Regions from separate parts of the Homo sapiens genome. Here region 1 is linked to region 2. Evidence: chromatin loops called from intact Hi-C (ENCODE). Cell type or tissue: Caco-2. All regions are shown on one strand. Links, peaks and the distances in the headings refer to the core of each region. The heading gives the core; the rest is flanking DNA. Region 1 overlaps SPATA9 (spermatogenesis associated 9). Region 2 overlaps RHOBTB3 (Rho related BTB domain containing 3).

Region 1 (9,968 bases), core at 564-8,563, 94 kb before region 2:
AGGCCTCATTTCTAAGGGCACTAATCCCATTCATGAGGACTCTGCTCTCATTACCTAATCACTTCCCAAAGGCCCCACTTGCTAATACCACCACCTTGGGATTAGATTTTAACATAAGAATTTGGGGGAAGCACGGACATTCAGACCTGGGCTTTGATAACATGTTGGACCTAATTGTACAAACCTGGGAATTGCCTAACTCCCAACTTATAATTAAGATATTTAAGTATCTTTATCGATTAAGATACTGTCATTCAGATATCCTTTGTTACTTGCACTTTTATGTATCCAGACCCAGCACTAGAAACCTTTAAAGTCATGACCTTTAGCTGTAAACAGCCTCATCCATTTATCCAAAATATGATCATTCTCTGTGAATTCATGTTGCAAAAAAGGTTGGAAAGTTCTATCCTATTTGAAACATTCTCTCCTCCCTCACCAACAAAAAATTATATTTGTGCACATTCTAACCACCTTTTTCCCAGTCTCAGGAATGAACGGTCTTGATCAAGGTCAGTATCCTTCTATCTTTGTTTTTAACCTACATCCTACCATCTTCTCTATCAATTATTCCTTGTCTCTTCAGCCTCTTTACTCTTGACTGGATCTTCCCCTGCAATTTATAACATACTTGAGTATCTTCCATCCTAATATTTAAAAATTAAAAATCTCTGGGAATCTGCTTCTCTATTGACTGCTACACACTCTGTCTTCTTAGTCAAACCAGAGTCTGTTTCCACGTTATTACCTTCTGTTCACTCTGAAACCTGCTTATTTCTGTCTTCCTTATCCAGTTATGCCGCTGAAATCATTTTTGAGATGGTTAACCTTGACATCTTTACTACTATATCTAATGGACACTTCAAATCTTCATTTTACTTGACTTTTTCTGCTTGTATTTGACACTTAACTACTCACAACATCCTGAGTCTATTTCCTTGGCACTATTTCTCCTGATTTTCTTTCTGCCTTTCTGATTGTTGCTTCTTGTCTCCCAAATGGATTCTTTTTTAGCTCACTTAAATATTGCTGTTCTTCATATTTCTGTTGACTTACCTGTCTTTTCTCTTGATATGGTTCCACTCGTAGGACATTAACATCTAACATATATATTGCTTTCAAAACCAAAATTGTAACCTGACCTCTCCCAGGCCTTAGATACATATATGACCAATTATCAGATCACCAAAAATTTGTTTCTATTACCTGCTTATAAAGTTCATGGCGTGATAAATTGTGTGAGATGATTTCAACAGCCTTTGAGAAATTGAAATCTAATTTTTGTGTTAGTCTAGTTTTTATTTCCCCATAGACATGTCATCCTGTTCATTTTGTGCAATGTATTTACATCCTAGCTTAGTTGAATGCCAATTTTGTATAAGATTCACATTTAAAATATTGAGCACTTCTTGAAAATTTAAAACAGTGGCAAAATAGTTGATAAATTTAGTTTTTAAAAAACTGAATTAATATGTTTAAAAGTAAGTTCTACCTTTTTTCAAGGATATTTAGCTATTCTTGACCCTATGCACTTCCCTATATATTTTAGAACTATCTAGTCAACTTACATACACACACATACACACACACATGCACACACCTGCTTGGCTCTTAATTGGGACTTCTTGTATGTTTTGATATATTAACAAATGTGTAAGAATGCTAACAAAAAAACATAAAAATGATTAAAAGAAATTAAAGAATATCAAAATAAGTAGAAGGATATATTATATTCATGAACCGGAAAGAGGACTTATTCTCCCAGTTATTAAGATATAAAGCTCCTGTAATTAATACAGTGCTCAATTGGTACAAGAATAGACAAATAGACCAACTGAATAGAACAGAGAATCCATAAACAGACCTACACATAAAGGACACTTGATTTATGCAAAAAAGAGTATTCTAGGACAATAGAAAAAGGGCTTTTTTTAAAGAAAAAATAGATTAATTGGATACTCATGGGGAAAAATTTGACTCTTACCTCATATTAGTTCCAGATGGATTATAAATCTAAACGTGAAAGGTAAACTAACAAAGCTTCTAGAATACAACAGGAGAATATTTTCATGACCTTAGGTGTAAGTCAAGATTCTCTTTGACACAGAAAGCACGTAAGATAAAGGAAAAGATTAATAAATTGGATGACATTAAAATTATGATATGCTTTTATTTATTTTAAGACTGGATCTCACTATTTTGCCCAAGCTGGTCTCAAACTCCTGGGCTCAAGGTATCCTCCTGCTTCAGCCTCCCCCGTCAGCCTCCTGAGTAGCAGGGATTATAGGCACACACCACCATGCCTGGCTAAGAATTTCTTCCTTAAAAGACATTATTAAAAGAATGAAAAGGCAAGTCACGGAGTAAGAGAAGAAATTTGTCCATATATAATCAAAAAAGGACAGGCTCCTAGAATATGTTTTTTAAAGTAAAAATCAAAAATTGTTTTAAGAAAGACATCTCTCAATAGAAAAGCAAGAAGAGATTTTAACAGAAATTAACAAAGAGGATATCCAAATGTCCAACTAATATATGCAGAGGTACTCAATCTCATTAATAGCCAAGGAGATGCAAATTAAAACCACAATGTGATGCAAATTAAAACCACAATGTGATTATACTACATGCCCACAAAAATGGCTAAAATGGAAAAGATTGACAATACTGTCAGTAATGATGTGGAGCAACTTGGACTTAAAACTGAGATTTGTGTTAATTGTTAAAAAACCATTTTAGAAAACTCTTTGGCAATATCTACTAGGTATCAGCACATGCATACCTTATGGCCTAGCAGTTTCACCAAAAGATATGTACAGGAATATTTATAGCAACCTTATTCATAGTAGCCAAAATGAAATAATCCAAATGTCCATCAGCAGTAGAATGGATAAATAAATGTTGATACAGTCAATCAGTTGAATACTACACAGCAGTGAAAATGAACAAACTACTGCTACAGGCAGTGAATGATCTTAAAACAGTGTTGGGCAAAAGACAAACACAAAAGAATACATACTATATGACTTTATTTATATAGAATTCAAGCAGTCAAACTATCAGTAGTATTACAAGTCAAAATAGTGATATCCTGTATAGGAAAGGGTAGTGATTGTGAGGGGCAAGAAAGAGGCTTCTGGAATTATGGTAATGTTTTGTTTCTTGACCTGGGTAGTATAGAGCTTAATAGATTTTGTGATAATTCATTAAGCTGTACACTTTCCTTTTTGTGTGTTACAGTTTTTTTAAGTGGCTATTAATAGAAAATAAAACCCTTATAATTAAAAAATCTTTTATATTTTTCTCATGCACAGCACTTGTAATCCAAAATACACTAATACCTGCGTTCCCCAAAGTGAGAAACCCCAAATGTTAGAATACTGAACTTTAGCCAACCATGGTACAATGGCTGAAAAAAACAACTGTAGCTAAATAACAGTAAAACTAAAAATTCTTGACCAAAAATATTCAAGTGGTAATAAACTTTATGAAAATAAAATTTTAGTTATTTAAGCAAACTGGGTTTTGGTGGATTGACCTGGCTCATCAGAAAAGGAAATTTTTAATATAAAATTGTTTTGTGTAACGAGACTGTGAATGGTAACATTAAATATTGTACAGTATACTATTGCACAGTATTATTAACATTACACAAAATAAGTAGATTTATTTCTAGATTCTAATAATTTTCTTAACTTACCAAATAAATTAGTGCTGCATATGAAGCATATATTATGCTAGTTAAAGCAGTCTTTGCTGGAAAGGAGATGATTTCAAACAAAGAACCCTTTCTGACCTGCAAAAACAGAAAAGATTTTCTTAATAAACAAACATTTTCAGTGTTTCAATGTCATATTGTACAATGTTACTGTAAAATGAGAATTTATTTTTTTCTAAAGAAAGTCATCTACTTTAGAGCTATCTGGGCTTTTTCACATTGTGAAAATTATTTTTCCTTTTTTAACAAGAAGACAGTTTCTTGTGCTAATCAAAACCTGTGACAAATCTATAAAAATCTTGCATTTCTGCGATCTAAATGACTAATTTTTGCCAATTACCAACTGTGCACACTAGGAGGTGCTGCTGTGCATATTAGAAAAACAGTCTTTCCTTTGTTAAAATTCATGTAATCATTCTTTACTAATTATTCACAACCTCAATTAAGTAAACAGCAATCAAAATAATAAGCTTTTCCTAGAGATTAATGACCTGCTTGGAAATGTTAATCATGAGACTGCTGAAGGCGAGCATTAACCTTAGATGATCATTAAGCTTCAGAAAATGTTCTGTGCTCATATGCAACAGGCTCTTATGAAACACAGAGAAGTTTAACACCAATAATGAAGTTGCCTCTCCTGTGTTTCTAGTTTCTGGCAGTAGGTGTACCGGCCTGAAACATATCAGCTTAACATACTTAGTTATACTGTCTCATGGGCCACCTTTGTTGCCTTGAGCAGGGTATGAAATGAGGACTTTAGGAAATACATTCCCTTTCCATTCAGCAGTGAAGTGACAGTTAGCCAGGCTCCTCTGAAGTAAGAGCCAAGCAACTTAATGGCTTCGATGAACTTCCAAAAGGTACAGGCTGTAGCTGATAAAATCATATAAATGCATGGTAAAAACATGCACATAATGTTCATTAGACAACGTTCATTAAAGAGTTATAACATTGAAAAAACTAAAACAATGATCGTTGATTAAAGAGTTATAACATTGAAAAAACTAAAACAATGATTCCAGAATAGTTAGGAAAATTATGTTATATCCACTCAGTGGTATATTATGCAATCTTTTTATTTTTTCAAACCTTTTATGTATTTTTAATTGACACATTGTAATGGTACATATTTAAGGAGTACAATTTGATGTTCCCATAGAAGTCTATGTTATATAATGATCCAATCAGGGTAGTTAGCATCTGTATCACATTGTGCATTTATCATTTCTTTGTGGTGAGAACATTAAAAGATCCTCTCTTCTAGCTATTTTGTAATACATAATATTTTACTGTTAACCGTAGTCACCCTACTGCGCAGTAGAACACCAGAATTTATTCTGCCTATCTAATTGTAATTTTGTACCCATTTAACAACCTCTCACCATCCTTCCCTTTTCCCCTTTCCCTACCTAGTCTCTGGTAACCACTGTTCTCCTCTCTGCTTCTATGTACCAACTTTTTGTTGTTGTAGTTGTTAAAATTTCACGTGTGGGTGAGATCATGTGGTACTTGTCTTTCTGTGCCTGGCTTATTTCATTTAATGTGATCTCCAGATTCATCCTTGCCATCACAAATGACAGAATTCTTTTTAATGGTTAAATAGTATTCAATTGTGTATATAAACCACATTTTCTTTATCCATTCACCTGTGGTTGGACACGTAGGTTGATTCTATATCCAGGCTATTGTGAATAGTATGCAGCCTTTTAAAAGGTATTTCTGGGCCGGACACAGTGGCTCACACCTGTAATCCCAGCCCTTTGGGAGACCAAGGCAGGTGGATCACCTGAGGTCAGGAGACCAGCCTGATCAACATGGTGAAACCCCATCTCTACTAAAAATACAAAAATTAGCCAGGCCTGGTGGCGCATGCCTGTAATCCCAGCTACTTGGGAGGCTGAGGCAGGACAATCGCTTGAATCTGGGAGGCAGAGGTTGCAGTGAGCTGAAATCATGCCATTGCACTCCAGCCTGGGCAACAAGAGCAAAACTCCATCTCAAAATAAATAAATAAAAGGTACTTCTGAAGAACACGTGATAACTTTTTGTTGAACGAACACTTACATGGCACTGTCTACCAGGTCCTGTTCAATGTACTTTATAAGTATTCACATTTAATTCTTAAAACAATCCTATGAAGTTGGTATTATTATTATCCTCATTCCACAACTGGAAAGCAGAAAAAAGAAAAGTAGGCAACTTGCCCCTGGTAATATAGCTGATAAGTAGCAAAGTGAGGTTTAAACTGGAAATAGTACTCCAGGGCCCAAGTTGTTAACCTGATCATTAAGCTACGCTGCCTTGGGATACACTACTGCTCATGAAGAGTGGTAAAGGACTGCATTACAGGGATGGACTCTGGAGTAAATAGATGTAGTTAATTTCTAGCCCCAGAGTTCTTGAGTAATGAAATCTTGGACAAATTAATTCTTTCCTCTAAGCTTTGTTTCCCTCATCTCCAAATTGAGAATAATAGCTAATGTTTATCTCATAGATTTGCTGTAAAAATAAGAAAATGCTTGTAAAATTTTTAGTAAAATGTCTGTGCATGGGTAGTATTAAGGGACATTAATAGTCCCTTATTAGAGAGGGAATATTAATAATAGTAATAATAATAGAGAAAGATCAAGGTTCAAAATAGTAAGCATAACAAGTATGATTGATTCCATTTATATAACATACAAAAACAAGCCAAACTATGCTGTTGGAAGAAAAGGAAACAATTATCCTAGCAAGGGTGAGAATTAGTGACTGTAAGGCAGCAGCATCATGAGATTTCTTGAGTGCTGCTTACCAAGATGTGTTCAATCTATGAAAATTTATGGAGCTATACACTTAATTTGTGCACTATTCTGTATACTTCAGTATAAAGCTTAAAAATTCTACATCCCATGTTTTTATGATTAAACACAATTAACATTGCATAGAAAGAAGTTTGGACAGAAATGCACCAAAAGTTTAATTGCTGTTATGATTTAGTTATGTGGCTTTGTATAGTTAACATTTGTAGAACACTCATTACATGCTAGGTTCTATTCTACTGGCTTTCCTTGCATTCTCTCATTTTATCCTCTAACAAACCTATGAAATAAGAACACAGGTTCAGAGAAATTAAATTCTTTCTTGTTTTCTATATTTTCTATGTTAGGTTGAAAGTACATATGGTATTTTGTAAATGAAATTATTAAAATATGTGTACATCCTGTTCTAGTATGCTCAGTGTTCGCTTAGTGCTGCCACTACTGAATGCAGAACAAAAATGCCCACTGCAATTTCCTTCTTCCCTCTTAAGTGATTTACAGAACAAGGAAACCAAGAATAGGATCTAGCCTAGTAGCTAAGAGTGGGGGGGTGGGGGTGCTGGGGGTTGGGGAAAGGCTGTTTTCTTTCTTCCTCCTTTCTCTTCGGGCCGTACTAACTCCTAGATGTAGGGATAGGTAGGGAAAGTTTCTGCCCACTCCCTCCATAGGTCACCTGCAGCATTTCCCAGAATTCCTGGCTTCTGGAAAGAGTTTCCAGGAAATGAAGCAGCTGCTGCTTTTTCTCTCTAGAAAGAATCAAATTGATAGCATGCCTTTGAATCCCACTTTTAGGCTACACGGAGACAAATATACAAGTAGAGAGCAGACTCTCTAGGAGGAAGAAAAGCAGATATACCTCCTAGCAGAGTGAAAAGGTTCTTAAGCTTGTGAATATATGAATTCACAGTGGGAGGTCCATGTTCAATCATTGGTAGGCCATATACAATAAAAATAAAAGTTGTGTTGTATGGGTTGGATCTGTGTCCCCACCAAATCTCATGTTGAAAGGTAATCCCAAATACTGGAGGTGGGTCTGGTGGGAGGTCATTGGATCATGGGGGCAGTTTCTCATGGTTTAACACCATCCCCCCTTGGTGCTGTCTTCAGGATAGTGAATTCTCATGATATCTAGTTGTATAAAAGTGTATGGCCTCTCCCACCTCTCTCTCTTCCTCCTGTTCCAGCCATGTGAAGTGCTGGTTTCCCCTTTGCCTTCCACCTTGATTGTAAGTTCCCTGAGGCCTCCCCAGAAGCTGATGCTGCCATGCTTCCTATACAGCCTACAGAACCATGAGCCAATTAAACCTCTTTTCTTTATAAATTACCCAGACTCAGGTATTTCTTTATAGAAGTGCAAGAATGGACTAGTACGGGTGTCTACATGAGAAATTACTCTTTCTGTTTTATTACATCTTTCTTTCTCAGGTTTTGTCCTTCACCTAAAAGTAATTAAAGCTGATTAGTTTCAAAATAAATTATGTACTTGATATATGGTATGCTTCTGAATAATTAATCTTTATATTGTTTAAGGGTCATATTTAAATATTTTAATGCTTTTAATAATTACTTTTTATTCCTGTAACAAGAAAATATATTTCCTCCAAAATATATGTGGCTCCTGGCAAGTAGCCATTTTTCAACTTTATGATTCACTTAAAAAACATGTTTTTCATATTATAAACCATGCTGTTTCATTTTTGTCTTGCTTTGAGCAGAAATAGTGTATGGTAAAAGCTAAGAGAAAAAACAGGAGAAATTTGGTAAGTGGCAGTCTTTAGATGATCTTGGCCTATTTCAAAATTTTTATCTCAACCTTGTTATATTAATTTCACTTTATGTGCATATTTGAGTTAAAAAATGTCTTGGTATCAATGTTATGTTCATATATTTCTTTTTAAATTTGGTTATGTAAAACATGTAAAATATATGGATATTTGAGCAGTAAAAACATTTTGAACCTTTAATTCAACTTTTTCCACAGAATTTTGACTGCCTTATCTCATAAAAGAAGTATGTGTGTTCATCTTATTTTCACTATTGAGATAAATCACACAAAAAACCCAACAGTGAGCAGTAAAGATTCACTTATACATGACCTGAAGGTTGGAGAATTACCAGGCCCCATGTAGTTTACATTGTCCAAAACCACCCTGACGAGAGTTACAAGGGGAGTCATAGGGGAAGTTCTAACTCTCAGACAAATGTTGCAGGAAACACTGACTGCTACTTATAGAGAGGTCCAGGAAATAAAGTATTCCTGTTAAGTTTGGAAAAGCTGCACAAATGTGTCTTTACTTAGCAACTCACAACACCTTTGAATACAGGAAAGACTCCTGACTTTAAAGAAAGCTACCTGACTTTATTAACCCCAGTGTTAACATTCTGTAGAACATTGTTCTTAAACAAGCTTTTAATCCGGTGGTCCTGTAAAGGCTCAAATGTCCTAATCCCTTTGCCAACGTGGAGGAGTACTGTATGTCTTCAAGAGCCCAGGAGTTCTATCTAGGAAATATCCTCTTTCCCCGGGTCTAGATTATACCAGCCAAGTTAGCCTCATGGCAGGCCCATGTGGGACCTACAGAACTTCCTGATATTTATGAGGTTTATAGTTTAAACCCCAAATTGGAGTCTAACTTAGAGGGTGGGGTAAGGAAGAAACTTTACATAGGTAAGTTTCTGATCCTTATCCTGAAAAAAGAACACGAGTTCACTGGGATCCACCTTACAGCCCAGGCATTGTAAACGCTGAGGATTTTCTTCACTTTGGTCCCTATCTTATTCTATACCATGCCGCAGTATGCATACAAAGTAAAAACAGTCAACTCTAATGCCATTATAGGGATGAGTCTATCACAGGAAGAGCTCTTGGTCCTGTGGCTCTGCATTGGCCTGCCAGAATCAACAATGATGTCTGGGAGCTGACGTGTCTTGGCTGAAGTCAGCATTCAAGGCGATTATCTAGGTCACTGCAGCCTAGAGCAGCTGCGGACTCAACTCAGGCAGGCAACTCACAAGGCTAAGCAGATGCACCATTCTGTAAATACTGGCACTGGAGATGTTGAAAACTACCAGGAAATTCTCTACTAAGAGTTTTCCATTCCTGAGGCTTTTTATAGAACTAGCCACAATTCTATCACTGCAGTCTCATTCCTGCAGAACCTGGAGGGGTTTGAGGAATAATTTTATTCAGCATCCATAGAGCCAAGTACAAAAGAACCCTCTTCTAACAAGGTGGCAAGCTGGAAAGGCTTGACCCCAACCATCTGTGCACATGTCTCAGGCCATTAGAATCGCTTTAGGCCATTCCTGCCGGTTGGGTCTTTGGGAGGCTTCTATTTGGCACAACATTTCAATACGCTATGACATATTAAGCATGCTCTAGAGCTGAACATCCAATCAGAAAGGCCCGGGTGGATGGCAGAGGGAGCTCCTGAGCCAGTGTCCATTCTTCA
Region 2 (9,968 bases), core at 887-8,886:
CCAAGGACGGATCCTGGGCTCTGGGGCACATGGCATTTAGGGTTCTGTAAAGGGGCCACAGGCAGTAGAAGGGAGGAGGGTGGACTGGAATACAGTGCAGGGAGAGCCTGGCCTCCAAAGGACTTCGTTATTATCTGTTTTATAGGCTGGGGTTTGCTTTGGAATCAAGCATTTTTATTGCTAAAGAAGTTTGAATTCTACTGATTTAGACGGTTGCATACCCTTCAAACAACCCTTCACAAATGTCACTTTCCTCAGCTCCTCTGGATAAAAATGAGATGGCAGATGTTTTACAGTTAGGGTCTGTGGTGAGGGCCTGGAGTGTAGGTATTCTGAGTTGATTGAGGGCTCATCTCTCTTTGTTGGTGATCAAACTAGTAAACTGAAGGTTATATTCTCTTTTAGAAATTAGGGAGCTGAGTTAGCACTTTTGCTGAAGTGTTTTACTAGAAGGAAAAAATGCTAGTTTTGGAATCCAAATAAAGGGGTCACAATGTTTTCAAACGATCGAGTTCAAGACTCTGAGCCTTGACTCTGAGAAGTTGCACAATTTTAACAGCTCAGCCCTCTACCTCTACTTCTGGTCCCAGGAGGAAAAGGACTTCAGATGTGAGATTGGGTTCTTTGGAACTTATTCAGTACTTTGAATTTTTAAAATCAAAGGTAAAAGTAAAGAAGGATGACTGTGAAATACTAAAGTTCAGTATTTGGCGGCTTGTTTTATTTTGGGACACACAAGTAAGAAGAAATGTTATTTTATTGTTCCGTACGTCATTAGTGGGTTTTTCATTTGCTCTATAAAATGTAAATAAACATAGTATTTGTGTGTCTGTGTTATAACATTCTACAGTTCCTGAATAATTAGTTTATATATGTTTATAAATTAGGTTAAGCAGTAGTAGAAAATCGCTGTTTTTGTGCATCAAAAAATGGTTAAATATTGGCTGTTTCTTATGCTTTAACCTAATAATATTTTAAAATATTATACAATTATATTTAAAGTAAACATGAAATTGTTGGGTCTGTAAACCTGAAAGGAGTTTATTATTTTTATTTTCTTTTTCAAAACAGAAAAAATGCCTGTCTTAAAGGCTGAAGCGTCACATTATAACTCTGACTTAAATAACTTGCTGTTCTGCTGCCAGTGTGTGGACGTGGTATTTTACAACCCCAATTTAAAGAAAGTTGTAGAGGCCCACAAGATCGTTCTCTGCGCTGTAAGCCATGTTTTCATGCTGCTTTTCAATGTGAAGAGTCCCACTGACATTCAGGATTCCAGTATCATCCGAACTACCCAGGATCTTTTTGCTATAAACAGAGATACTGCATTTCCAGGTGCTAGCCATGAATCTTCAGGCAACCCACCATTACGAGTCATTGTTAAAGACGCCCTCTTCTGTTCTTGTTTATCAGACATCCTTCGCTTCATTTATTCAGGTATCTTGTCAAGTGGTTCTGGTTACTTACAATCTCATAAGCTTTGGAAATGAAATGTGCCTGTGACACTCAAGGGTACTGGTTAGTTTTACAGTGGTCTTTACCTACCATCTGAGATTAAGATTATACATGAAATATTATTTGCTTTATATATAAGAATTGGTCCAAGCTTTCTGTTTTCCTTACAAATGTACTTGCCTCATCTTTTCCCTATCAATTTCATTTTATTGTGGTAAAATACATAGAACATAAATTTTACCATCTTAACCATTTTTAAGAACACAGTTCAGTGGAATTAAACACATTCATAATGTTGTGTAACTATCACCACCATCCGTGTCCATAATTCTTTGCATCTTATAAAACTGAAACTCTATACCCATTAAACGATGATTCCCCATTCCGACCTCTTTCCAGCCCCTGACAGCCACCATTCTACTTTCTGTCTCTGTGATTTTAACTCTCCTAAGTGCCTCATGTAAGTGGAATCATACAGTATTTGTCATTTTGTGATTGATGTATTTTACTTAGCATAATGTCTTAAAGGTTCATCCAAGTTGTGGCATGTATCAGGATTTTCTTCCTTTTAAGGTTGATAATATTCTGTAGTACATATAGACCACATTTTGTTTACCCATTCATTCATCCATGGACGCTTGGGTTGCTTCCACTGTTTTAGCTATTGTGAGTAATGCTGCTGTGAACATAGTGTACAAATATCTCTTTTGAGACTCTGCTTTTATTTTATTTTTTGCATATATACACAGAAGTGGAATTGCTGGATCACATGGTAATTCTGTTTTTGATTTTTTACTGCCATACTGTTTTCCACACTAGCTATACCACTTTATGTGCCTACAAACTGTGCACAAGGGTTCCAATTTCTCCACATCCTTGCCAACACTTGCTGTTTATTTTTTTTAATAGTAGCCATCTTAATGGGTTTGATGTGGTATCTAATTCTGGTATTGATTTGCATTTCCCTAATGATTAGTGATATCAAGCATCTTTTCATATGTTTTTGTATTTGCCTTGGTTTTAAATCTACTTGTAAAAACCATAATCTGCCAAACAAGTATGTTAATATTTTATTTCTTTAAAAAACATCCAAAATATGAAATGTGAGAATTTATTGTCCAATTTAGTTTTAAAGACATAAAATATTCCAAGAGTAAATGAAATCAAGTGTCTACACCTTAAAACCTAGCTATTCACTCTTCGGTTTGACTCTTAGGTTTTGTAGGGCGTGAAAGAGAGAATTGCATTCAGCTTACGGACTGGAAATCAATATCCAGTGTTAGTTGAGGTCTAATTAACTTTGGCTATGACTATCATAGACGTTACTTTTTTTTTTCCTTACTGTGCCCTTTCTTTTTAAGATTTAGCTTATCAAGTATTTTTCTCTTTGCCCTTTTAAAAACTCAGTAGCAACTATATTTTAAAGATGGAAGTTCTATCTGAGTCATTTTAGCAAATGAATTGAAGGTCTTACATCTAAGTGTCCCATGTAAGAGTGGAAAAGAACAGATGTAAAATGAATTTTAATGTAAGCATCTAAATATAAGTTTTCTCAGAACTCCTGTCTTTAATTTTCTTTACCCACTTCAAATCATGTAGCGATAACCTGTTAGGCTAAGGTCACTCCTGCTCTGCAGTGTGTCTGGAGAAACATTTATAATTAATTTGTTTTTAGGGTTCAAGTAAAGCCTAATTGGGAACAGACAAAAAGTTTAAGGTTTGCAAGGCAAGTATCATTTCATACAGGTAGGGAAATTTGGGGCAGCCTTTATTTAAGTAATTGATGTTAAAAATAAGGTATTACTTTGTTCATGTGGTTTGTGGTCATGTAATTTTATAAGTTAAAACTTAAATTATGATTTTGAAAAGTACAGTTGCAGCACGCAGATTTATGTGGATAAAAAATACATATTGGAGTAGAATGTGGTGCTAGGTTAGTGAAATATTGGCTTGGAAAAAGCATAAATTAAGCACCTGTACAGCACACACCCAGCACATTGCCTTCAACGGGTTCTCTGTAAGTTTTAGTTGAATTAAAGAGTAGGCTCCAGTAGCCGGGCATCATCATATCAGTAAGCCAAACTATTTAAAGACTTCATTTAGTACTATAGATTTTGACGTTTAAACTTAGAATGTCACAGTTCAGAATTTAAGATTTTGAAAAACTAACATGTTTACATGTTAAGAGAAAAAAGATGTTTTTAATCATATGTTTAAGGAACTGTGAGGGATGTGACTTTTGTATGATAATTTTCTGTTGAAATTACATGAATTATTCAGTAGGCTTCCACAATTATTATTGACTACTTTCAAAGGCATATGAGCACTCTGACGTCTTATATCCTTTTTAACATAGTAGCAGTAAAATAGCTAGATGTATCTCCAGTGGCTGATCCTGCCTAGCTTTCTCCTAGGGGGAGTGCTTTATTTAATTGCAAAATTAATACAGGCAGATGGAAAAAAAGAGAAAGAAAAGAAAAAAGTTATCCTTCTACCCTAGACCCTTTCCCCGGAGTCATTTACCTGTTGTAATTTTTTTATGCACTCATTCTGATACTGTTTGAAAGAGATTAATATTCTGGGGACATTTGATTAATAAAAGTGTAATCCTAGGTATCTGCTGCTTTCCAGGGATCACAGGCCGTTTCCCATGGCTGGAGCGTAGAGTGAAAGGTGATGGCTGGTGGGTGATGAGGTGGGCAAGGCCTGTGGAAGCTGTTCCTGCTGCTCTTAGACTTGTGCTAGAGTTTTAAGCATGATCAGACTGGGCTTTAGAAAGCTCATCTCTGGTTGTGGTTGCAGGGTGGAACAGTGCGGCCAAGACAGGCATTCAATCAGGAGGTCCCATTACTCTGGCGATCAGCCTCAGGAAGGCCAACATTCAGACAGTGGGTGGCCCTGCCATTGGCCCTTCATCGTCTAGACCAGTGCTTTTCAAACCTTAAAGTGTGTGCAGATCATCTGAGGATCTTGTTCCTGTGGAGATTCTGATTCAGTTACCTGGAGTGGGGCATGAGATTCTGCATTTCCAGTAGTCTCCGAGGTGGTGCTGGATCTCTGGACTGCCAGAAGCAGCTGGAATACCTGCTTTTGGAAGAACTGGGAACCAGCCAAAACCAGCAAACTAGGGCCTAGAATTCAGTGCAGAGGCCCAGGAAGGCTACCAAGTTAACAGCTTAGGATTCAAAGTAAAAATGGGGTGAGCTGTAAGGCTGACTGATGCAGTGCTATTCAGAACTGGGGCTCTCAGTGCCCTGTGTGTCCCTGACGCGAGGAAAAATGGATGCCTAGTGGTTGGGTGGAAATTAAGTAAGCCTGGAATAGGGATCGGAGGGCAGGCAGGCATGATGGTGTGGAGAGCCTGCTGAGCTACAGGTCTTCAACCAGTTCAGAGTCCTGGCTTCTTAACCTGACACTGACCCGTCCCATTTCGGCTGTGATCTCTCCTTGTACGTCACGGCCAAAGCCGGAGGTGCTGTCTGGTCTGAGCAGGGGCACGGGCCATTGACCCGGGGCTGCAGAGATCCAGATGCTGGTTAAGGAAAAGGGAAAATAACTGGTTCTGCAGGTATCTATTTATTATTCTTTAATTATTTACAGATTACAACCTCTGGCTCAAGGAAAAGTTTCATTTACATTATGTTAAAAAGAGATATCAAAGCTGTATTTGCACAGAAAAGACAATTTTGAAAAATGCTGAAAATTAAGAGAAAAAAATTTACCCAGATTCCACTATCAACAGAAAATGTTTAAACATTTATTGCTTTGTTTGATCCTCTAGTCATTTGTTTGTGTATGAATAAGTGACACTGTTTTTGAAAAAATGTATTTTGTAATCAAATCAAACAAAAATTTTAAACCTACGTTTTTCTCAGAGACTTCAGTAAATGGGCCAGGCTTGTTTTGTTTTGTTTTTGTTTTAACATTTTTAAACCTGTGAATAGAATACAAGTGTTAAGGCACAGTTATGCAGTGGTTTTCCCACAGAAGTGCTGTGGTCTGCCCTTGGGTTATGCTAGAGAACCATTGAAGACAGGAGTTGTTTGTTTGTGTTCCCATCAGATGGGTTGGTAAAGCAGAGGTTGAACTCCATCATGTGCTCAGGAATATTTGCCTTGAGCAAACACGGGCTAGAGAGTTATAATAAGCCTATCTCCTGTCCTTGTTTTTTTTTTTTTTAAAGAACCAGATTACAAAGAATATCTTAATTCTTTTTAAATAACATGCTTTTTTTAACCTTTAGGAATTTGAAATTTGGTGTGTGTTATGTCACCATGAACATTTGGTTCGTTATTTAGGAGCGACCTGTTTAACAACAGTCCGGTTAACATTTTACACCTATCTATTCCTATTCAAATTTTTGATTCAGTAGACACAGTCAAGGTATATCTGTTTTGTATACGTTAGTTTTCTATTGAATAACAACAAACACTGCATAATGTATAAGTACTTAACTACTAATCCTAAGGAACGAGGAGTAATGTGATAAGTGAAGCCAGCCCTTTCCTGGTCTTCAGGGAGTAATTCTTACATGGCATACAATTGTAACATTCTTATAATACTTGATACAGTGTTATGGTTGCACATTCTTGAGTCATATGATCTCAGATGGTTAGGAAGTGAAGTATTTGTAAGAACCTCAAGAATTTAGCTTTGAGCTCTTCCTGCCACAGATGGCCCTTAGAGTTTCACATCACTTATTGAAATGCCATCTGAGTAGACAAATATGTGGAAGCAAGCTTTCATCTTCAGTTTACATTCTCCAGTTCTTAGAATCATTCCGTGGCATGTCCTTTTCTGTATTGCATAAAAACACAGCCTAGTATACATGAGTATACCATGCGCTCTAAAAGTCTAAGTGGATTCAGTGCTTTAAGAAGTTAACTAAAGAAAATCCCAGTCAGTGATGCAAGATGTCATCCTGCCCTTGTCTGCAGTTGATCAATCAGTAAAGTTATGCAAGATGAGTAAGTTCTGGAGACCTGCTGTATGACATTGTGCCTATTGTTAATGATATCGCATTATATACTTAAAGTTTTCTAAGAGGGTAAATCTGATGTTAAATGTTTTTACCACTGGAAAAATAAAAGGAAAGTCCCAGCCTTAGGATTACTGGTTTATTAGGACCTAAAAGTCTCAAAGATGACTTGATTAATGTTTCTAATTATGAAAACAGCCCAATCAGCAGTGTGCTCTTGAGAATTAGTCTTACTTTCATTTTCAGTGAGTGATTCTTCCTGTGTGTGTTCTCAGACAGTTCAGTGGCCTGTGGGGATTTACCTGCTACTGATTCCATCTATTTAGATTATTTGATGCTTGCTTGCTTTTAGATAATCTTCTGAATGGAGATATTTTATAGGTGTTTTTTAGTTAATATGCTTTTACTTAAATAACAATGTAACTTTTACATATATAAGTATGTAAAAGAACACAGAGACAGTACTTATGTTCTTCTTTAGATTGGATGAGTGCAGACATAAAAAATACTTACATGTTCCCTTTCCTGCATACCACTAACACTGGGTTTGGATAATGGCTGAAATTTCTTTCCTTTTTCCTCTTTTTTTTTTTTTTTTTTTTTGAGACAGGGTCTCACTCTGTCACTCAGGCTGGAGTGCAGTGGCATGATCATGGCTCACTGAAATCTCCGCCTCCTGGGTTCAAGCGATTCTCCTGCCTCAGCCTCCCAGGTAGCTGGGATTACAGGCAGACGCCACCATGCCCAGCTAATTTTTGTATTTTTAGTAGAGATAGGGTTTCCCCATGTTGGCCAGGCTGGTCTCGAACTCAGTGGTTGAAATTTCTAAAGGGAAAGCAGTGGCCGTCAGCAGCATACCATGCACATTAGGGTCACCAGGGAGAATTTTAAAACACTGATGCCAGGGGCTTCAGGCCCAGAAATTCTAATTCACTTGATCTGGAGATGAGACCTCCTCTCATGGTATTTTATAAAAGATCTCAGGTATTTATAATACACAGGTATGGTTGATAATCACTGGCATAGAGTAATTTTATTGATCTGGGATCCATTGGCTTCTAAGGGGTTCTTACACTCTCACATTGTTATACTGACTTTAATGTTTGTGTGCACATGAAATTTTCTGGTCATACAATCCCAAGAATTTATGAGATGGGAAAAGAGGATGTGGCCACACAGTTAAAAAGCATTCATGCAGAAAGAGAAAAACAGAAATCATAGAGCTCTTCTACACTACACAGCTTTGAGAATTTGAGGAGGAAGGGGAGCAATCAGTGAAAGCATAAAAAGAGCTAGCAAAGGCAGAAAGAAGCAGTGGTGTGCTGGAGCTGGCACCAGCTTGTGAGAGCCCAGTTGTGTTTATCATCCCCATTTCCTTGTTCTGTGATGTCATGTTGATAGCATCAAAAAATGGCAAATGCTACATATCATTTGACTCCCTCCCCCAGGAGACACTGTAAGTATTAGGAAGGCCAGGTGGGGAGAAGTTGAAAGGATATGCATTAGTGCTTAGTGCTGCAGGGCTCAGCTGTAAGAGCCTGAGAGCTTCTGGACTTGCAATCTGCCCCTTCCAATTGGATTTGGTTTTAGTTGGTACAGACTGGCTGCAATTGCCTGATCTCATTGGTTTAATAAGTGTTTATGTGCCTGCCTCATTCCCCAATATCCATGAAGGCATCTGGTGAGTGCTGAATACAGGAATGAAAACATCAGAAGAAATGAACTGAGAGCAGATAAAAAAGGGTCTTGAATTACCCAGAGAGGTGAAGTGACTCATCACACTAGTAGTTAATAGCTGAGGTAGAACTGGATCCTAGGTCTCCTAACTATACCGCCCACACTAGGCTTCTTGAATTATATTTTTATGAGATAGGACCTTCTATAAATCATAGGATGGATGCGTGTAATCTCTTGGAATGTCATGATCAGATTCGTGCTTTTGAAAACTCACCAGCTTTGAGTAATAGGATGGATTTGATGGGGAAAAGGCTGTTAGGAAGCAGGGAGGTTGGATAGGAAGTTGCTGCAGACCAAGTAAGAGAAGTCCTTGGGGAAAAGGTCAGCTTTTGCTGACCATAGAATAAGAATTTTGCAAGACATAGAGGAAAAGAGGCTGACAGAGTGGGAGAAGTGAAATGAGCCTAGGAAGAGAGTTTTGAAGTGGGCTAGGGAAAGGCAAAGGACAGTGGGGTGATTTTGCTCCGATGACATGAGCTACGTGGACGAGTAGCTCCCTTCCTCAGGCTGGTTTTGTAGAGTTGGCTCTCAAGCATCCCAGTCTGCCCCTGACAATGCTTGAGACCTTCTGAATGCATTCTGTTGCTGCTGCATGTTCCTCTACCTGATGATAGTCACTGCTGCCCATAACTGGTAAGATTTAATTCACCCTTGGGAAAGACCACATCTACCTTTTTACTCAGGGCAAGTAAATAATTTGGGTGCTGGACCACTTGTCATGGGAACTCATATTCTGACCATTGCTGTTATCACTAGCTGCCCACCTATTGCAGAGAGGTAGCAGCAGTCTGGGGAGGAAGACTTCAGATTTTGAGAAATAATTTAGGGGAAGTTAAACTGATCGTTTTGAAATGTGAGTACTGTTTAAATGTTTTAGTATAGTTATAAGGATGTATATCTGGTAAAGAAAAATTAAAGCACTAAAAAAAGGGAATGTTGTATTTAATAAGAGATTTACTTTTGTTACTTCCTCATTTAACAGAAAAATCCAGCATGTACTAATTTGTTTACAGGTGCTTTTCAGTGGGAAGAATTGGAAGAAGATATCAGGAAGAAGTTGAAAGATTCTGGGGATGTTTCAAATGTAATCGAGAAAGTTAAATGCATTTTAAAAACACCAGGAAAGGTAAGTTGATTTGTTGTAAGTTAGTTTACTTTGACCCTCTGAATTATAACTCACATACTATGATGAATATAAAATTGAGTCGTTAGAAGAGTCAAATACTGTATAAATGTAAATGTTTTCCTTAAGTATATTTTACCATTTAAATATTTAAAACATAAACATGGGTTATTTGTATCTTAGATTGTGTGTGTGTGTGTGTGTGTGTGTGTGAGACAGAGACCTGTGTTGCCCAGGTGGGAGTGCGTTGGCATGATCTTGGCTTACTGCAGCCTCCACCTCCTGGGCTCAAGTGATATCTCCCACCTCAGCCTCCCAAGGAGCTGGGACTATAGATATGCATCACCATACCTGGCTAATTTTTAAATTTTTTGTAGAGACGTGGTTTTTCCATGTTGCCCAGGCTAGTCTCAAACTCCTGGGCTCAAGCGATCTGCCCACCGTAGCCTCCCAAGGTGCTGGGATTACAGGCATGAGCCACCACACTCGGCCCTATCTTAGACTTTAATTTATGTAAGAATTAAAATACATGTGAGTCATGTCTTTAAAATGCTCGTTTGCGAATTCTGCCTTCTGAAACATTCCCCTGGAGCTCTGGGAATACACAATCTATATCATGAATAAAAGGCTGTTTAATTTGTCCAGGTACAGTTAAGGTTATTAGAGAGGGTGCCT

Evidence for each region. Peaks named below come from ENCODE experiments on the same cell type or tissue, not always from the same donor. Only the 100,000 strongest peaks of a DNase experiment are listed, where the experiment ranks them.
Region 1: a loop joins it to region 2, with 4 times the contacts of the local background. A loop is called at or near these places in 9 of 110 quality-filtered maps.

What each region holds. Positions count from the first base shown.
Region 1 is chr5:95,660,256-95,670,223 of GRCh38, forward strand. It overlaps SPATA9 (spermatogenesis associated 9), which reads right to left. Exons shown (of 5, transcript NM_031952.4): 4 at 3,698-3,793. Among named protein-coding and RNA genes, the nearest start is that of SPATA9, 18 kb to the right of the region's middle. In Caco-2, for the core only: a CTCF peak has its summit at 4,056; no DNase peak of the experiment used is centred there.
Region 2 is chr5:95,754,325-95,764,292 of GRCh38, forward strand. It overlaps RHOBTB3 (Rho related BTB domain containing 3), which reads left to right. Exons shown (of 12, transcript NM_014899.4): 6 at 1,072-1,437; 7 at 9,184-9,296. Among named protein-coding and RNA genes, the nearest start is that of RHOBTB3, 28 kb to the left of the region's middle. RefSeq lists an enhancer at 6,230-6,279. In Caco-2, for the core only: no CTCF peak of the experiment used is centred there; DNase peaks (open chromatin) are centred at 4,917 and 5,537.